Linked DNA regions of Homo sapiens: regions 2 and 3 are each linked to region 1. A link is a contact called in ENCODE Hi-C or POLR2A ChIA-PET data. All regions are on one chromosome and are shown on one strand. Each heading gives the region's core, a stretch centred on a gene start or an enhancer-like site at or near the end of the contact. The rest is flanking DNA. Distances are from core to core; before and after follow the strand shown. Region 1 holds the start of BTBD19 (BTB domain containing 19). Region 2 holds the start of SLC2A1-DT (SLC2A1 divergent transcript). Region 3 holds the start of NSUN4 (NOP2/Sun RNA methyltransferase 4).

What was found. Hi-C counts contacts between places; a loop is a spot of excess contacts on that map. ChIA-PET counts read pairs that join two places held with the same protein, here RNA polymerase II (POLR2A). Pooled maps may share reads with other maps.
Region 2: a map of CD8-positive, alpha-beta T cell shows a loop between it and region 1 (6-fold over the local background). The contact joins the promoter of SLC2A1-DT here to the promoter of BTBD19 in region 1. A Hi-C loop is called at or near these places in 1 of 168 maps with a recorded cell type or tissue (CD8-positive, alpha-beta T cell), 1 of 37 single-sample maps with no recorded cell type and 8 of 50 pooled maps. POLR2A ChIA-PET finds 5 or more read pairs at or near these places in 2 of 52 experiments (WTC11 and naive thymus-derived CD4-positive, alpha-beta T cell).
Region 3: a map with no recorded cell type shows a loop between it and region 1 (11-fold over the local background). The contact joins the promoter of NSUN4 here to the promoter of BTBD19 in region 1. A Hi-C loop is called at or near these places in 4 of 37 single-sample maps with no recorded cell type and 5 of 50 pooled maps.

What each region holds. Positions count from the first base shown.
Region 1 is chr1:44,807,263-44,809,787 of GRCh38, reverse strand. BTBD19 (BTB domain containing 19) reads right to left here and starts at 1,265. Exons shown (of 8, transcript NM_001136537.3): 1 at 882-1,265. The coding sequence starts at 967. DYNLT4 (dynein light chain Tctex-type 4) reads left to right here and starts at 2,437. Exons shown (of 3, transcript NM_001377534.1): 1 at 2,437-2,463. RefSeq lists enhancers at 111-720, 1,001-1,370, 567-1,416, 1,751-2,000, 1,475-2,525 and 1 more.
Region 2 is chr1:42,957,788-42,960,312 of GRCh38, reverse strand. SLC2A1-DT (SLC2A1 divergent transcript) reads right to left here and starts at 1,264. Exons shown (of 4, transcript NR_033967.1): 1 at 736-1,264. It overlaps SLC2A1 (solute carrier family 2 member 1), which reads left to right and starts at 1,445. Exons shown (of 10, transcript NM_006516.4): 1 at 1,445-1,679. The coding sequence starts at 1,662. RefSeq lists silencers at 1,089-1,272, 1,145-1,554, 1,685-2,324.
Region 3 is chr1:46,339,539-46,342,063 of GRCh38, reverse strand. NSUN4 (NOP2/Sun RNA methyltransferase 4) reads right to left here and starts at 1,257. Exons shown (of 6, transcript NM_199044.4): 1 at 1,145-1,257. The coding sequence starts at 1,237. RefSeq lists enhancers at 1-59, 1,187-1,396, 2,057-2,525.

The DNA.
Region 1 (2,525 bases), core at 16-2,515:
TCCTCCAGACAGGAGGGTGTGGGGGTGTGGGGCACAGAGTGCACAACGACTGCAAACAGACACAGCAGTGATGCACCATCATGAGCCAGACCACAGTTTCCATCTTCATGATCACTTCCGGCCCCAGCTCTGGGCCTCTGAACAAGGCAGGGGATAGGAGGCAGATGAGGCTGGAGCCTCCTAGAGCCTCTTAGTCCCAGGTCCAAAGCCTGGGGGGTTCACATTACCCAGACCAGACTGTGACCCCAAAGAAGCAGGGTGATGGAAGTCACCACCCTTTGGGGAAGAGCTCAGATCTGAGACCATGAGGACAGAGAACTTCATTCTAGCTCTCCTGAGCAGCCCGGCCTCCTGTAAACTCTACCCCTGGTTTCAGACACCACTGGCATCCCGGCCAGCAGGGAGCAGCCAGCACCCCCGAGGCTTCCTGTCAGGGACTATGGCTCAATCTCTGGAGCTTTGTTCTTCTTGTGAAGCCTCAGTTCCCAGAACAGGTCATCTGTTCCTCTTCTTCTAGCAGTGAGGCCTCAATACCAAGCTGAGTGAGTGGAGGGAGGAGGGGAATCATGACCCACCATCTCTAAGGATCCCAGGGGCTGAGAATCATTTTCTTCTGCCAGGGGCCAAAGTCCAAAGAAGGAAGGGCTTTGCCTGAGCTCACACAGCAGCTCCACCCCGCCAGCCTTGCCTCTGGCCCTCAGGGTCTCACAGACACTGAGTGACCAGTAGCCATGTTCCACATTTGACCTCCCCATAGCCTAAGTTCACCAGGGAGGATGGCCAAGTTCTAATTCCCAGCCTCTTCTCACCAGGGCCTCCTTAGAGTCCTGGGGCCCACAGAGCCAGCTAAGAAAAACCCGCAGGCAGGGCCCACCCCTCACCTGTATCGCGGGTTGTTGACAAGGCTTCGGAGTGCTGCGGAAAAAGGTTCAGCTTTCCCATGCACGACCAGTCCCAAGGGCTCCATGAGTGAGAAGGGGTTGGGGTGGAGGAGGGAGCCTGGGAGGCCTGGCCAGGCCCTAGAGCTGGTGAGGTTAGCAAGGCCTGAGAGGGAGAAGCAGGGACTTGGGAGGCCTGTTTGCTGAGAAGCTGAAGTTTAGGAGTGGAGCAGGAGAGGCCCAAGCTCCTGAAGGCATCAGAGGCCAGAGGCTCGGGGACAGGAACAGACACAGGGAGGGGGCCAGGAGAAGCTGAGGCTGGAGTGGCCTATGGTCCTGGGAAGAAGCTGGCTGGCTGGCGGCGGCGGCGGCGGCGAAAGAGGCCCTGGCTGGGAGTCTGCCCAGGCAGCCGACGGGGTGGGAAGCCTGTGGGTTTCCATGGAAACTGGAGCTGGCCTGAGAAGAGACTCCACCCATCTCCCGGGCAGGCCCAGGGAAAACTTCAGCCCTTAGAGGGGCATTAAGCGCCATACGAGGGTCTTAGCCCCCGAAGCTGAGCCTGCCCTAGGTTCAGAGTTCAAACTCCTTGCCCTCCTAACCCTTCCCTCCTCCACAGGCACACAGGGTCAGGATCCGGTTAGCCAGGCCGGGGAAACCCCCACTCAACAGGGAAAATCCTCGCCCCCATAGATGGGTCAGGGCCCCGACCTGGCTTGTTTGGGAGGGGACAGTCCCATCCCTGCCAGAGGAGGAGTCACATGAGTTGTCAGCCCTGGCAGAGGTGTCACAGCCTCTGCCATCTCTGAAATGTAACTTTGGGGAAACCTAGGTACTAGAGGTGTAGCCAGCTAGGGACAAGCCCCAGGACACTTGGGTCAGCAAAGGTCACGAGGCTGGACTCGGGGTTCACTGCCGAGTCACTGCCACTTTATAAGGCCTGGTGCCTACCAGCTGAGCCAGTGGGCCTCCCCTCCCCCGCACATAGCCCTGAACTGAGGAAGTCATCCAAGCCCCACCCTAACTCTGCGCCGGGAGCGGAAATGTTTGTCCTTGTCGAGGCCGATGGGGAGACAACAGAGCCATGACGTGTTCCTTCCTGTGGGCCCAGACTCTGGATTCCTGAGCCACCACCCCCGCAGCCTCAAGATCTCCCCCTAACCTAGGCCTCTGTGACTTGTTCACGAATGGCCAGTCATCTGGCCATTCCACAAGGGGAGAAAATGGGCCCTGGCTCAAGAGTCCTGGGGTAGGACAAAGCCTTTCTGACCACAGCCTTGCTCTACATCTGCCCCTCTGTTGCCTGCGCTTAGGAAGTTTGCCTCTAAGCTGCAAGACCCTGTCGGCCGCTCTCCCTGATGACTCAGGGGCACCCCATGCTCAGCACATGCTCACAGCAACAATGCTCTCAGGTTAAGCCAGAGCCAGACTGGAGGGAGGGATCCTGGGAGGGAGGAGTGTTTGCTCTAGCAACCCATGGCAACTCCACAACACAGGTCTTTCCCCTCCCACTTGCCCTTCAGGCCAGCGGGGCCAGGGCTGTGCAGCCAGGACAGAACTCAGAAGCCAAAGCCTGCGGGTGACTCAGGTGCCTGAGGGAGTTTCGGGAGCAGAGGGCAGCCATCTCAGAACTGATTCTGGAGGAAGTGG
Region 2 (2,525 bases), core at 15-2,514, 1.8 Mb after region 1:
AGCAATACCACTACCAGTGCAGTGGCACATGCCTGCACTCCCAGCTACTACGGAGGCTAAGGTGGGAGGATCACTTGAGCCCAGGAGTTTGAGACCAGCATTTATTTATTTACTAACAGACTAAATAAATAAACCAACAATACCACCAACCAGTAAATGAGAACTTCCATGCTAAACACTTCATGAGCTTATCTGGAAATTGCACCTCTCCTGATAGCAATGAGATTGGTGTGGGAATTCCATTTACTCATAAGAAGACAGCCTCGGCCGGGCTCAGTGGCTCACGCCTGTAATCCCAGTACTTTGGGAGGCGAGGTGGGTGGATCACGAGGTCAAGAGTTCAAGACCAGCCTGGCCAAAATGGTGAAACCCCGTCTCTACTAAAAATAAAAATAATTAGCCAGGGGTGATAGCGGGCGCCTGTAATCCCAGCTACTCGGGAGGCTGAGGCAGAGAACTGCTTGAATCCGGGAGGCGGAGGTTACAGTGAGCCGAGATCGTGCCGCTGCACTCCAGCCTGGGCGACAGAGCGAGACTCTGTCTGAGAAAAAAAAAAATTAAAGAAAAAAACGAAAACAGCCTCACTGGCCAGGAACTCGCCCAGGATCGCGGCCGGGCCAGTATACAGTTGAGCTGGTTCAAACCCGAGGTCTATCATGTCCTTAATGTCCTATCATGTCAGTCAGTTAGCCTGCCTTTCATATTTTCCACACTTACAGGTCACCATAGACTCACCTGAACTGTGAGAAGTAGAGGAAGGCGTCCCAGAGGAGGTGATTTTAAAGCCCAGGTTTGAGATGGGTATGCATTTCCAGGCAAGAGAGCCCGGCCGGTGCAAAAGCAAGGCTTGGCTCACAAACGGGAATGTGGGGGGTGGAGACAGGGAAGGGAGAAGTCAATCCCTGGGCAAGACCTCCTGGAGTCTCTCTAACAAATAAATACTACTTTCCATGCAGTAGACGCTGTTCTAAACACTTTACAAATATTAACTCACTTGGTCTTTCTACAACCCTACGAGGTGGTACTGTTACTATCCCTAGTGCACCGAAGTCACCCAGCGGCCGAGTGAGAACTCCAGTCCAGCTTTCCACCCGCTACTCCGCGCATCCCAGCTTGCCTTACAGCCGGGTACCGGCTCCACCATTTTGCTAGAGAAGGCCGCGGAGGCTCAGAGAGGTGCGCACACTTGCCCTGAGTCACACAGCGAATGCCCTCCGCGGTCCCAACGCAGAGAGAACGAGCCGATCGGCAGCCTGAGCGAGGCAGTGGTTAGGGGGGGCCCCGGCCCCGGCCACTCCCCTCACCCCCTCCCCGCAGAGCGCCGCCCAGGACAGGCTGGGCCCCAGGCCCCGCCCCGAGGTCCTGCCCACACACCCCTGACACACCGGCGTCGCCAGCCAATGGCCGGGGTCCTATAAACGCTACGGTCCGCGCGCTCTCTGGCAAGAGGCAAGAGGTAGCAACAGCGAGCGTGCCGGTCGCTAGTCGCGGGTCCCCGAGTGAGCACGCCAGGGAGCAGGAGACCAAACGACGGGGGTCGGAGTCAGAGTCGCAGTGGGAGTCCCCGGACCGGAGCACGAGCCTGAGCGGGAGAGCGCCGCTCGCACGCCCGTCGCCACCCGCGTACCCGGCGCAGCCAGAGCCACCAGCGCAGCGCTGCCATGGAGCCCAGCAGCAAGGTGAGTCGCGCGCCCGCGGGCCCTCCCGCCAGGAACAAAGGCGCAGACTCCTGCCCGCCTTACGCCGGCCAGGGCCTCCCCCGCCGCCCCGCTGCGCTGTGCGCCCGGGGCGGGCCGCGCGCCTCTCCGAGCCTGGCTCGGTGCGGGTCCCGAGCGCAGCGCCCCGCCGGGCCGCTGGCCGCAGTGGGGATGGGCTTCGGATCTAGCGGGCCGGAGGGCGCCGCGTGCGTAGTTGGCGCCGGCACTGAGCACATGGCCTCCTTCCGGGGGCGCCGCGCCGTCCACGCGGCCCTGCTGGGGCTGGGGACACAGGGCCCGGGAGCGGCACGTCGCACACGACCTCGGCAGCAGCAGCCCAGCCTCGGCCCCTCCCGGTGCGGGGGAGGGGGCCCGAGCGCGGCGCCCATTGGCTGAGCGGGCCGAGCCCCCGGCCCGGCCCCGGCCCCGGCGCGCGGAGGAGTCAGGAGCCGCCCCCGCTCTCCGTCTGCTCCCCTAGCCCGGACGCCCCTGTAGGTGGGCGGCCTGGTGCGAGGTGTCCCACCGGCCTCCCCTACTCCTCCCGCCAGTCCCCCGCGGTGACGAGGCCGAGGCCGAGGGGAGGGCACTTTTCTCCAGGCCCGGGCTCGAACGCGGGGGTTGAGATGAACCTCCGGTCTCGGAGGCTCTCCTTTGCGAGGAGTGCAGGCCCCAAAGCTTTGGCCCAGTCTCGCGGAGATGTGTTCCGCGGAGGCAGGTTTACCCTCGGGGCCAGGCGGGGAGCGCAACCGGAGGGGCGGGGGATCTGGGGGCCAGGAAAGAGCCCCAGGCTGAAGTCTAGCGGGAAGCGCGCACGCCACGGGGTTGGGG
Region 3 (2,525 bases), core at 8-2,507, 1.5 Mb before region 1:
TTCCCGGGGTCCTATGTGTAGGAGGAGGCGAAATCATGGGTCCAGTTTCCAAGGGTACATGAGTGAGCTGAGGGGAGGTCACTGGGCTCGTTCCCGGGGACTGATGAGCAAGGGGAAAGGAGGTTGCCGGGCTGGTTCCAAAAGCTGAAGGCCATCCGCTAGAGTAACAGAGATTAGTGTGCTGGTCACAGTACGTGCCTTGAAGACAGGGACGCCGCATTCTGGAGGGACTCATCCAGCTGCAATAAGGTGTCCGCTGACAGAGAGGGGGTGACCCCGGAATGCTGAACTGCTCAAAATAAGGGCTGGAGAGTGGGGAACCCGAGTGGCAGGGCTAGCGGCAGTAGGTCCTTTCCAGGAGTGGGGAAGAGGACTCAAAAGACCATCTCCCTGAGTGCGAGGAAGGTTGTGGGGGTGGAAGAGATGGTGGAGGTGGCGAGGGAATCGGCTGGGGTGGGCAGGGGGGCGTGCCGGTCATAGAAGAAATTCCAGGGCTTCCAGTGAGGCAAGAAAAAGGGTCTCTGGAGAAGCAAGGAGAGTCCAGAGGATGAGAGGATTCGTTGCACCTTTTGCCAGGGTTTGGGCCGGCAGTATGGACAGGGTGGTCGCTGTAACCTTGCCCGGTCGCCAGAGGCAGCTCGAGGTTGAGGAAGGGGCTGAATCCTTTCCTGCAAGGCGGCGGAGACCCAGGAGTGCAGGCAAGGTCGCTATGGTATTTTCCGAGGGGTGAGGGCGACCGGGCTGGAAAATCAATGAGGAAAGGAGAAGTCATGTGGGGGAAGAATGGGCAAGGGAAAGGGGGAGGGGAGGGAGGGAAGTAAAAGGGGGAGTGGGGGACAGAAAGGTAGGTGGACACAGCTGGGGAACAAGAGACAGTGACATCACTAAAAGAATGAAGGCGAAGGTGATGACGCAACTTGGGCGGAGTCAGGAGACTGCAGACGTAACAAGTGGAAGACACTAACGCTCGGGACATAGAGTGCGGACAGAGGCGGTGACGGAAAAGACGAGAGAGGGAGGTGCCTAAGGACGTTCCGTGGAGTGCTTGGGAAAGACGCTAGGCGTTCTAGAGGGCCGGGAAACGGAAAGACTGGAGAAGTTTCCACCCTCACTTTTCCCTCCTGCGCCCCCAGCCGGACCTTACCCATTTCTTCTTATATCGATGTCTCCGCGGGACCGTCGCGAGGTCCACACGCTTCAGCAGCTCCCGGACACCCCTCAGTGTCAGCGCAGCCATATCGGCGTGCTCCACGGGGTAATTCCGACCGGAACCGCGACAGGAGACTCGCGTGTTCCGGGGAGGTGGTGAGCGCCACCCGGCGGGACACGAGCGAAAAAAGGGAAAGGAAATACATCTGACGCTCTCCCAGGACTCCGCGCGCCTCTACAGACTCCGCCCAGCCAGGAGTCCCCTGAAGGCTGCTGGAAAAAGAGCAACCTGGCACCCGGAATAATGACTCTGCCTGGATGCTTAGAGCAGTGCGAGGGACTCCCAAGAAGCCCCTAGCCCACTTGGGGGACCAGGGAGGATTAGGAGTTGGTGGTTGAGTACCGAAAGAGTTAGCTAGGCGAAAAGGGGCGGGAAGGGCCTCCTAGGCCGAAATTGCATGGAGGAAGATCCTTAGGTAGAGGAAAATGAGACCAGGCTTGTAGGCAGAAGCAGATTTGCAGTGAAACAAATGAAGCTTAAGTTTCGGGACCTGGCCGGGCGTGGTGGCTCACGCCTGTAATCCCAGCACTTTGGGAGGCCGAGGCGAGCAGATCACGAGGTCAGGAGATCGAGACCCTCCTGGCTAACACGGTGAAACCCCGTCTCTACCAAAAATACAAAAAATTAGCCGGGCGAGGTTGCTGGCGCCTGCAGTCCCAGCTACTCGGGAAGCTGAGGGATGGCGTGAACCCGGGAGGCGGAGCTTGCAGTGAGCCCAGATCGCGCCACTGCACTCCAGCCTGGGCGACAAAGCGAGACTCCGTCTCAAAAAAAAAAAAAAAAAAAAAAAAAGTGGAGGCGTGAATAACCCACCCCTTGTTTAGCGTACCATCAAGAAATAACCATAAAAATGGGCAAGCAGCCCTTGGAGCTGCTCTATCTATGGACTATCCATTCTTTTATTCTTGTACTTTAATAAACTTGCTCTCACTTTGCATTGCGGACTCGCCCTGAATTCTTTCTTGTGCGAGATCCATGAACCTCTCTTGGGGTCCGGATCGGGACCCCTTTCTGGTAACAATGCCTGTAATCCCAGCCAATCTCCCTGCCTTTTGATCTCCCTGCCTCACTCCTACCCACCCTGATAATTGGCTGTTGAATGATCATTTAAAAACACAGTTTCTGATCATGTCCCTCCTCTCCACTGGATCCCTACTGGTGATGTCAAATGTTGTGGGGCCTAACGCTTCCGCAATTTGAGAAGACATAGTTAAGAAAAATAATACAAAACTTGGCCGGGCGCGGTGGCTCACGCTGCCCCCAGCCGAAAGCTTTTTCTTATTTGGCATTTGAATGTGGAATTTTGGAATTTTCT